2 separate regions of the Homo sapiens genome follow, and region 1 is linked to region 2. Evidence: chromatin loops called from intact Hi-C (ENCODE). Cell type or tissue: breast epithelium. All regions are shown on one strand.

Region 1 (5,000 bases), 300 kb before region 2:
TGTTCTCCTCACGTCCATGCCTCTGTACGATAGCCAAGGCAACAGAGGTGTGTCTATTTCTTTATTTCCCAGGAAGTCTAACACAGCTCCACAGTGTTGGAGTATCTATTAGGAAATTAAAATGTAAAGAAATGAGCAAAGGAAGAGTAGTACATTTGTGTAAAGCAAATACATAAGCAAAACCTTTAGAGAGTTATGTGCATGAGTCCCTTTATATTTTGTATATTGTAAACAAACGCATAATCTTTAAAGAGCTATCGCTTCCCTCCTATTTAAGGACCTCAGAAAATAAAATTGCCGTTTAACAGCAGGAAAGGGAAGAAATGGCCAGCACTGAGCCAGGTGACAGCCAGTTAAAAAAGCAAAAGGTGAAAGAAGTGGGACAAAGGTAATAAAGGGCAAGTGTCATAAGAACTCATAAGAGTTCTATTCTCTGGGAACTTGCAAGAGAGATAAGCTAAGAACAGCAGCTGGGAGCAAAAATCATAATAAACTGAGATGATCAGAGGCCAAAATAGATTAAAAGAACCCAAAATTCCAAAGAACTCCTTTTGTGGTTCCCTAAGAAATAAAATATCTTAGATTTTTAGATGGCTGGTCTGACTCCATTGCTAAAGTATATAGAAAAGTTAGGACACCACAGATTTCACTGGCTTACCATTCATTTACTAACACATTTCTTCACTTACTTGATCTTTCATTTAATATATATTTTTTGCCAGGTTTCAGTTAGGCATAAGGTTGGAGTCCCTACATAGATTACATACTAAAGTAGGAACTCGTTGGGGAATGAGGGAGATGAGAATAGACTTCCAGGCACCATTATGGCTACAAGGACAAAACAGACAGAATCCACACTTCCAAGAGCTGACAATCTAGGAAACAAGATGCTAAGTTCCCAAGGGGCCAAGCAGGTATAATCTACACCTTTAAAAAGTCAGCCATGAGTCTTGGTAAGGGGTAAGGATTACTCCTACCAGTGGGGAGGAGGAAAGTTTTTCATGAAGGAATGTTTTCACTGGGTCTCTAAAGGTGAGTAGTTTGCGGCAGGTGAGGAACTGTACAGAGGGCATGTAACTGGAGGGAGAAGGGAAAAGCAAGCCACAGAGACAGGCACAAATGAGGCCTCCCTGAAGACAGTGAACAGGTGGATGGGCACAAAGTGCACTGAGTACGGAGGGAGATGAGGCCAGAAATGACACATCAGGGGCAGAGCATGAGGGTCCGGATGCTAAGATATATGGTTTCTTCACTTACAAGATAATAGGAAATTGTAAAGGCTTCAGTGTAGAGGAATGACATAAGAATTACCATTTTAGGGGCTTACTGTGTGCTAGTATAATTTTATATAATAATCACAACTTAACAACAAAATAGATCATTTTTATTCCTATTGTACTTAGGAAAAAACTAAGGCTTATGGAGCTCAGAGAGCTTGACCAAGATCACAGAGCAAGTAGCTGACCTGGATTCACAATCAGGACAACTGAACTTAAATACTCACGGTATTAACTGCTAAAAGTGTGATATGGTTTTGTTCTGTGTCCCCACCAAATCTCGTATTGAATTGTAATCCCCAGTGTAGAAGGTGGGGTCTTGGAGGAGGTGATTGGATCATGGGGGTGGGGTTCTCATGAATGGATTAGCACCATGGCCTCAGTGCTGTTCTCCTTGCGCTAGTGAGCTCTCGTGAGATCCGATTGTTTAAAAGTATGTGGCACCTCCCGCCTCTCTTGCTCCTGCTCCGGCCATGTAAGACCCGCCTGCTTCCCCTTTGCCTTATGCCATGATTGTAAGTTTCCTGAGGTCCCTCCGGAAGCAGAAGCTACTATACTTCTTGTACACCTCCAGAACTGTGAGCCAATTAAACCTCTTTTCTTTATAAATTACCCAGTCTCAGGTAATAAGCTAAACTCCACCCTTCTCTCTCTAATATGACCATAAAAATTCAAAAGTCTTATGAAGATTGGATTGGTCAGGAAAAAGGCAAGAGGCAGAGGGACCAGTTAGGAGGTCACCACATGTTTGCAGATGACAGAAAACAAATCTGGTGACCATGGAAAGGGAAGAAAACGGCTCATGTAACATTCATACTGTTGCTGAGTCAGGGTAACAGCTTTTAATCATGGGAATACACAGAGTGGGTAAGGCAGAAGGTAGCTGTTCCTTTGTGTCCATTCCTTACACCCTCAAGTCATATCCCACTTTTAAACCCTTCTCAACCTACCTACAGAACTCAGCATCTGTTAGAAGTCTCCCAAAAATTCAGTTTCATAAACACCATGACCACATATTGGGATCCTTACCAAAGATTTTGTGAAGAAAACAGAAATGGGGATTTTCCTCACATTTACACAGTAGCCAATAGCTTCAAAATCCCCAACAAGATACTTACCTTCTCCCAATCTTCTCTCACCCACACCTACCACAAGATTTATCTCAAATCTCATTTTGCTTTTTCCTTTCTCTCTCTTTATTCTCTCACATAGTACCTCTCTCACTTCTAGAGTTTTTCCCTGAGAATTTAAAATTTATCAGACCTTTATAAGTGAAGCAATATAGTCCTGGATATTACTCCAGCTTTTTCATAGCCAAATCTCTCAAGGCCATGAAACCATAAAAACCCTAGAAGAAAACCTAGGCAATACCTTTCAGGACATAGGCATGGGCAAAGACTTCATGACTAAAACACCAAAAGCAATGGCAACCAAAGCCAAAATTGACAAATGGGATCTAATTAAACTAAAGAGCTTCTGCACAGCAAAAGGGTTCCTTCTAACAGGAACTCTCCACCCTATGAAGGAGTTCAACTGCCATCTTTTGTTTCTCAAGCAACCCTGAGGTGCTCACCACCCATCTCAATTAACTGTTCTAAGCATTTCTCGCAAACATGCGTCAGTTCGGTGTCCCCAAGGGGAATCCTGCTGACAGAAATTTTATTTATATAGTTGCAAAGTTACTAGTACAGGAGCACACAGGACTTCAAGCCTGGATCACTGGGAGGATCACTGTGGCTTCATCAGAAATCCGAAAATAAAGAGCTGGAAACAGGACCAAAATCCTTGAAAGAGGTTAGGGCTGGAAACTTGAATTTGGGGTGCATTCAAGATTGAGTTGACACAGGAAGAGGGAATGAGAAAGAAAAGACAGAGAGAAGAGAAGCCTGAAGGAACTGCATAGGGAAAATGTATGATGATAAGGCAGGTGCAGGAAAAGGAATGTGTGAAGAAGACAGCAAAGCCAGAAGCACAGAATAAGAAAATGAGAAAAAAATTCTGTCCTGGAAGCCAGAGCAGGAGAGATTTCCAGGTTGCTCAGCTGCAGAGGCCAAAAATACAGAAGCCATCTTTGATTCTTCTTTTTCTCTCACACCCCACATCCAATCCATCATCAAATCAGGTTGACTCACCCTTCGAAATGGCTCAGTCTGACCACCCTTCACTCTTGTCATTTCTACCAGCTCAGTCCAGGCCATCTTGCCTAAGATTGCTGCAAAAATCTCTGCTTCCGCTCTGCCTCTAATGTTCGAAACCCAGCATGGCAGTCAGAGTGAGGCTTTTAAAACGTCATGCAGATCACATTAGTTCTCTGCTCAAAAACCCTTCACATGCTCTCAAGTCTTTCAAAGCCAAAGTCCTTACAATTGATAACAACAAGTCCCCCGTGATCTGGCCAGGAACCACTCTGATTTTGTCTCCTACCACTTGCCCGGCTCACTTGCTCCACTCTATCATGGCCTCCTCCTTCTCCTCCTAGAACCTATCAGGCACATTCCTGCATTTGGACCTTTACATCCGCTATCTCCTTTTCCTTGAATTCTCAAGTGAGACATCTAGGGTTCAAAAAGAGGTAAGGTCATATAAGCGCCAGCCCCATAAGTCTTACAATTGATGGTGATTTTAATTAGACAATATGGTTTTTATTTATATGTCAATTCCTTGTGGTCTATATTTTTCCTGTAATGTGTAAGGGCAGAAATTTTTATTTGCTTTATTCATCCATAGATTTCAAGTACCTAGGACAGTGCCTGAATATACTAGGCACTCAATAAATGTTTTTTGAATGAATAAATGAGGATGGTGTGCCCACAAATACCAAATGCTGCAGATAAGTCATATAACTCATAGATTTAAAAGGTATTTAAAAATTCGGGAATAAGATGATCATTATTTCTTTCTAAAAGCACAGGCAAGGTCATAAACCAGTGTAAATGATGAAGTGAAAGCAGGAAACCTGAGAGCCACTTTCTAGAAATTATACAGCAGTGTTTTAAAAAATAAGGTGGCAGGTATTAGTTACCTTTACTTGGAGTTTGTCATGGAAGGAAAGTTGAGAAATAAGACCTTAGCTTGTAGGTCAGGGGCAGATAAATGGTGGGATGGGCTGCCAATGAAGGTTTATAAGGAGAGAGAGACCCACGGTTTGCAGGCAAAAGGTACAGCTCCAGAGAGCACTGAGTTGCTGAAGATGTAAGAAACAAGTAATAATTGGCTCTGTGAGAGGAAAAGTAAAAGAGAGAAGAAGAAAACAAATAAGGTGGAAGAAGAAAAAAAAGACATGGAGCAGTTTAATAAAAAGAGTCACTTGGAAAGATGGTCAGAACAGCCCAGTGGACAATGATAAAATGCTCCTAAAATTATAATCACCTTACATATTAGATCTCACTCCTGTGGTACAGCAGAAAGAACTTCCATTTACGGCAAGGAGGCATTTGAACCAACTAAACTGAATACCAGTTTAAAAAGGAAAAGTTCAAAGGTAAGAGGTAAAAGCAGATGAAAGTCAAATGCTTAATCATCTTAAGACAACTGCAAGAAGATGTCCAACTAGTAAAATAAACAGGCAATCCTTTTAGTTCTTCAAAAAGGGATTGCCAGCTTTTGCAGCTATCAAGATATCCACTAAACATCTAAACTTGAAACTTCAGCTGGAAATTAAACCCACTACTCCATGCTGTGAATGAAGGGCTCTGATCTTAAGAAGGTTGGAAAACAGGGTGG
Region 2 (5,000 bases):
GCCCGCGCCCCGCAGCAGCGCGCTCGCTCCTTAACCACTTCGCCGCTGCCTTTCGTCGGGGCCGCGAGCGGGGCGACGGCCGCCCAGCGCCCCTGGCACCCCTGATCTCCAGCCGGGGCTCCCGGCCCGCGCCTTGGTGGCTGGAGGCCCAGGATGAGCCTCGATGGCGAGAGGCCCAGGATGCGCCACCAGGCCGGGCTCACTTCTTTGACGCCGAATAAACTGACAAAACAATTAGCTGGCCGGCTGGGGAAGGTGGTGGGTGACTCAAATGCCAGTCGGCTGCGTGCCCCCGCGCTTAGATGAGTCTGGGATTCTGGGCAGTTGGGACTTTCTTTTCAGGAAAGGAGGTGAGAGGTGCCGGGGAAGCCCACACGAGCAGCCACTCTTGGAGAAATGGGGAATGGCGCTGTAAAAGCGCAGGCCCTCCTCCTCCTCCTTTCTCCCCATCACACAAAAAGGATGGGCCTTGAAAGGGATGAGTTTATTATGCACTTTTAAATGCCTATTCAGAAAAGAACAGGAGGCAAAAATAAAGATGCTTCCCACCCCACCAATTCCCTTCCCTCGAAGAAAAAAGGAAAGAGAAAGCAACCCACAAAGGTAAGCTGGGTATTTCAGATTTTGTGTCTTTTTTTTTTTTTTTGGAATCAAAATAACATTTTCCAGTTTGCCACTTACATTTTCGAGTGTATTTTTCTCAGGGCTAACTCTAGGGGTAATAAAATCTCTGGAAGCTATTATGCCCATATACGTTTTAAGCAGGAGTTTGTGAAAGCAACTTTGCTGAGTGCAAACTTGAGACGATGAAACTGAAAATACTTTGAAAAACACACTATCCTGTTCCAATGGAAATGCTGCACTTTACCAGCTCTCTAGGACAAAGTTGTCTCAGGAAAATGAAATTGTTGATAAACCATAGTTCCAGACTGTTACTTCACAGCCCTCAGATTGCAATCAATCGTAGCCCGGGCCTAACAGGACTGACTCCAGCTTTTCATTTGTTTATAGTGTGTGCAATGTTTTATGCTTCAAATGCACCATGTCAACTATGCAAAATGATGCATAATTTTTGTTTGCATCCTGGATCCACCTCCACAATGGTTTTTGTTTAAAATAAAGGTCATGATTGTTTCCCATTATTACAGAATGGAAACCGATCCTAGACATCTGTGAAACGTATCTTAAAAATTCCACTACTGAGTTGGGAAAAGCAGAGAGTTCATGTTTACTTCATTGGCGAAGTCCAGTTGAATCTACTTAACTCGACCAGCTTTAATCCAATCTAATAAACCATGAGCTTGTTCCTGTGTCAAAAAAAAAAAAAAAAAAAAAAGCCAATATGCTGCCCTGAGCCTGTGAAAGTTGTCAGAAACAAAATGGAGTCACTTGTGTTAAAAAATTAATTAATTAATTAATTAAAAGAACCCTGACAAATATAGCTGCAGAAGGCTATGAAAAAAAAGGTTCTCATGCATAAATGCCTGATAACAAAAACTATCACAAAAGACCCTGCAAAAACCACAGTCCTTGCTCAAAAATGATTACAACCTTACACAAAAAATACTTCAGCAAGAACATCCGCCCAGTGACTGCCTATCCAACCTTCGACTGGCATCACCCTTGCTATTGTTATGGGTCTTCATAGCCAAGGATAATTATCTCAAAACAATGATATAATCCTCATTTTTCCTTTAAAAGCCTTTGTCTTTCTTTACCTCCCTGCATGCCTGTAGTTTACTATGGCATGTGTATTCCCATTCCAATGCTCTGTTCCCAAATAAATGTAATTTCCTTTTAGACAGCCTCTCTCTGTTAGTTACTTAGGCTGATAGCCCCAAATTCCATCTTTCGCATTGCCATGTCATCAAATAAACCTGTGATTTTCTTGTTTTTGCTAAGCAAATGGCTTGTGTTGTGGTTAGTGTCTCTAGTGTAACAATCACTTTGTGTTTCCCTGACTCTCCTAAGTACAAAGAAATAGGAACCCCCGCACTTTATGTGGGAAAAAAACAGAGACTGAAAAATTAATTAACTGCCCACTCTCACATGGGTCTACCACCATCTTCCAGGTCTTTCTTTCCAGACCTGTGGTCTCTCCCCACCTCCAGCCTCTTATGGAGAGCAAAGGAAGGAAATGGGAACAGGACTCAACAGCAACATTCCAGGAAAATGAATAGAATGTGGGAACGGTTCGAAATGATAAATCCAGGTGATAGAACGAGTTTCAAAGAGCAAGAGCCTGATGGTAATAGGGAAGCCAGGGGAACGGCAGAGGTTGTGCAGAAGACGACTCTGGCAAAATAAGGACTGTGGAGAGAAAGTAAGTGGCTTTTAAGATCTTAAACATGGGGTCAAAATTATACCATGAGAAGAAAGAAAAAGTCCCTGGGAGTGTTTGTAGACAGACCAAAGGACAGAACGTGAAGAAGGGCCTATGAGAGAATTGGTATCCGGAAGATTGTTTATGTGCAACACTTCTGAGGAATAAAGGGTGATAAACTGTCTCGTGAGAATGAACTACTGGAAGGACGGAGAGACACAAGGAATGGCTGCAGTCAAGGTGAAATGTAGGCCGTTGTGAGAGTTTCATCCCAGGGCATGATGAGAATGCCAGGGCCTGATGCGTGTCAACGGTGCTTCATCTGCTCAGAGAGTGTCCTAAAACCAGTCAGACCCTAGATGTAGAAGTATGCCACCCAATGTCACCTAGCAGTTCAATGCCAGGGAGAGAAAATTCAGGCTTTCTTATCCCCCTTCTAGTGCAAGCCCATGGAATATGCCACTTTCCTAGTTAGGATTTGGAATTGGTCATTGGGAAGGGCTCCGAAGAGAAACTCTGAGAATTGTTGATTTCCATTTCAAATCCCCCTAATGCATAAAATAAGAATGTGTTCTGCGGTGTTCCTCAGCTTATTAACTTTTATAAAAGAAAGGAATGATCTTTGTTGTTACTTGAAAACAGCCACATTTGGAAAGGTCTACGCTACCCAAATGTAATAAAAATAAATTTTAGTTCAATTGGTCAGTCTTGAAAGCTAATTGAACAGTCATGCTTTGTTCTAATTATTCCTGGCTACCATTAAAGTGATGGAAAAGTAAGTACGTTTTTATTGCCAACTCCTTGGGTTTTTTTCTCTTTTTTTAATTTGTTTGTTTTGTTTTTAAATAAGACTAACCAGTTTGGGCAAGGACCTAATGCTCTCTCAGCAGGTAAATTTTGCAACAATGTTTCTGAAACCCTGGGTTCTGGGATGCCGTGTGGGTCTTCATCACTTGCAAAAGCTGTACTCATGGAGCCTGAAATCTAGCTGAATTCTGCATGGGTACAAAATATGGTGTTCTGGTTGACTGGATACCATGATTAACTGATGGTGACAACACACATCATAAACCATTGTCTGATTCTTAAAAAATTCAAAGATCGTTAAAGGAGAGTTAGATGCCAGCTCATCTTACACAGAGCATCAGGCAGAAATTGTTGGTAATCTGGCAAATGAAACTACTCATATCCTATGATGTTCGGTTTGTTTATAGACTGAATTTGCACATAATCGAGAGTTATTTCCTCACAAATAATTTATCTCTAATGAATAATGATGTCTTTGTTGTGAGCTCATGGTCCAAATAGCAAGTTTCCCCTAGTCATAATTATCTACAACTATTATGTTTTCCCATTCAATTAAACTTTTCTTACAGAAACGGAAAATTTTATTAAACTACTCAGAAATGATTAAGAAATTAGCATATAAACTAAAGAAGGCAATATTTAAGTAGGATACCCACAAGCCATTTAAAGAATAATTTATGGATATACAGACACTTTAAACGAGTAAAGATTTTCCCCTACTGGTTATTCGTCCTTTTTCGTGGTAATTTTGCCATCTATGCTCCTCCCAAGCTAAAGCACAAATTATTTATCTTCCCCGATTTGTTCAGGATTTCCCAGGATTTATTTACCACCCGCTAAAAGCAAGTGTCAAAACCCCTGTATCTGCCCTGTTATTTACCCTTCCCTCTAACTGGAAAACCATAAAGAAAATGAATCAAAAGAAAAGCTTGCAATTCTAAATTCTACTCTTACTTTTTTCCTATTGAGAGGTGACAGCGTTCTGGCAGCCCTTGCAGCGCTCGCTCGCTCTTGGTGCCTCCTCGGACTCAGTGTCCGCTCTGGCCATGCTCGGGGAACCCTTCAGCCCGCCACTGCGCTGTGGGGGCCCCTCTCTGGTCTGGTTGAGGGCGGAGCCTGCTCCCTCAGCTTGCCCGGAGGTGTGGAGAGAGGCACGGGCGGGAACTGGGGCTGCGCGCCGCGCTTGCAGGCCAGCTAGAGTTCCGGATGGGCGTGGGCTTGGCGGGCCCCGCACTCGGAGCTGCCAACCGGCCGGCCCGGCCCGGCCCGGCCCCGGGCAGTGAGGGGCTTAGCACCGGGGCCAGCAGCTGCGGGGGGTGCGCCAGGTACCCCAGCTGGGCCAATCCACCCGCGCTGCGCTCGATTTTTCGCGGGCCTTAGCTGCCTCCCCGCGGGGCAGGGCTCGCGGCCTGCAGCTCGCCATGCCTGAGCCTCCCCAGCCCCCGGCGCCGTGGGCTCCTGTGCAGCCTGAGCCTCCTGGACGAGCGCCGCCCCCTGCTCCACGGCGCCCGGTCCCATGGACTGCCCAAGGGCTGAGGAGTGCGGGCGCACCGCGGGACTGGCAGGCAGCTCTACCTGGGGCCCCAGTGCCGGATCCACTAGGTGAAGCCAGCTGGGCTCCTGAGTCTAGTGGGGACTTGGAGAACCTTTATGTCTAGCTAAGGGATTGTAAATAGACTAATCAGCACTCCATATCTAGCTCAAGGTTTGTAAACACACCAGTCAGCACCCTGTGTCTAGCTCAGGGTTTGTGGATGCACCAATGGGCACTCTGTATCTAGCTAATCTGGTGGGGACTCGGAAAATCTTTTTGTCTAGTTAAGGGATGGTGAATACACCAATCAGCATGCTGTATCTAGCTCAAGGTTTG

What was found. Peaks named below come from ENCODE experiments on the same cell type or tissue, not always from the same donor. Only the 100,000 strongest peaks of a DNase experiment are listed, where the experiment ranks them.
Region 1: it touches region 2 in a loop (5-fold over the local background); 1 of 110 quality-filtered maps calls a loop at or near these places.

What each region holds. Positions count from the first base shown.
Region 1 is chr1:88,163,009-88,168,008 of GRCh38, forward strand. No RefSeq gene overlaps it. Among named protein-coding and RNA genes, the nearest start is that of LINC01773, 260 kb to the left of the region's middle. In breast epithelium, no CTCF peak of the experiment used is centred here; no DNase peak of the experiment used is centred here; H3K27me3 peaks cover 120 bases.
Region 2 is chr1:88,462,781-88,467,780 of GRCh38, forward strand. It overlaps LOC105378839 (a long non-coding RNA gene), which reads left to right and starts at 108. Exons shown (of 2, transcript XR_947573.2): 1 at 108-603; 2 at 2,073-5,000. RefSeq lists an enhancer at 1-45. In breast epithelium, no CTCF peak of the experiment used is centred here; no DNase peak of the experiment used is centred here; H3K4me3 peaks cover 457 bases.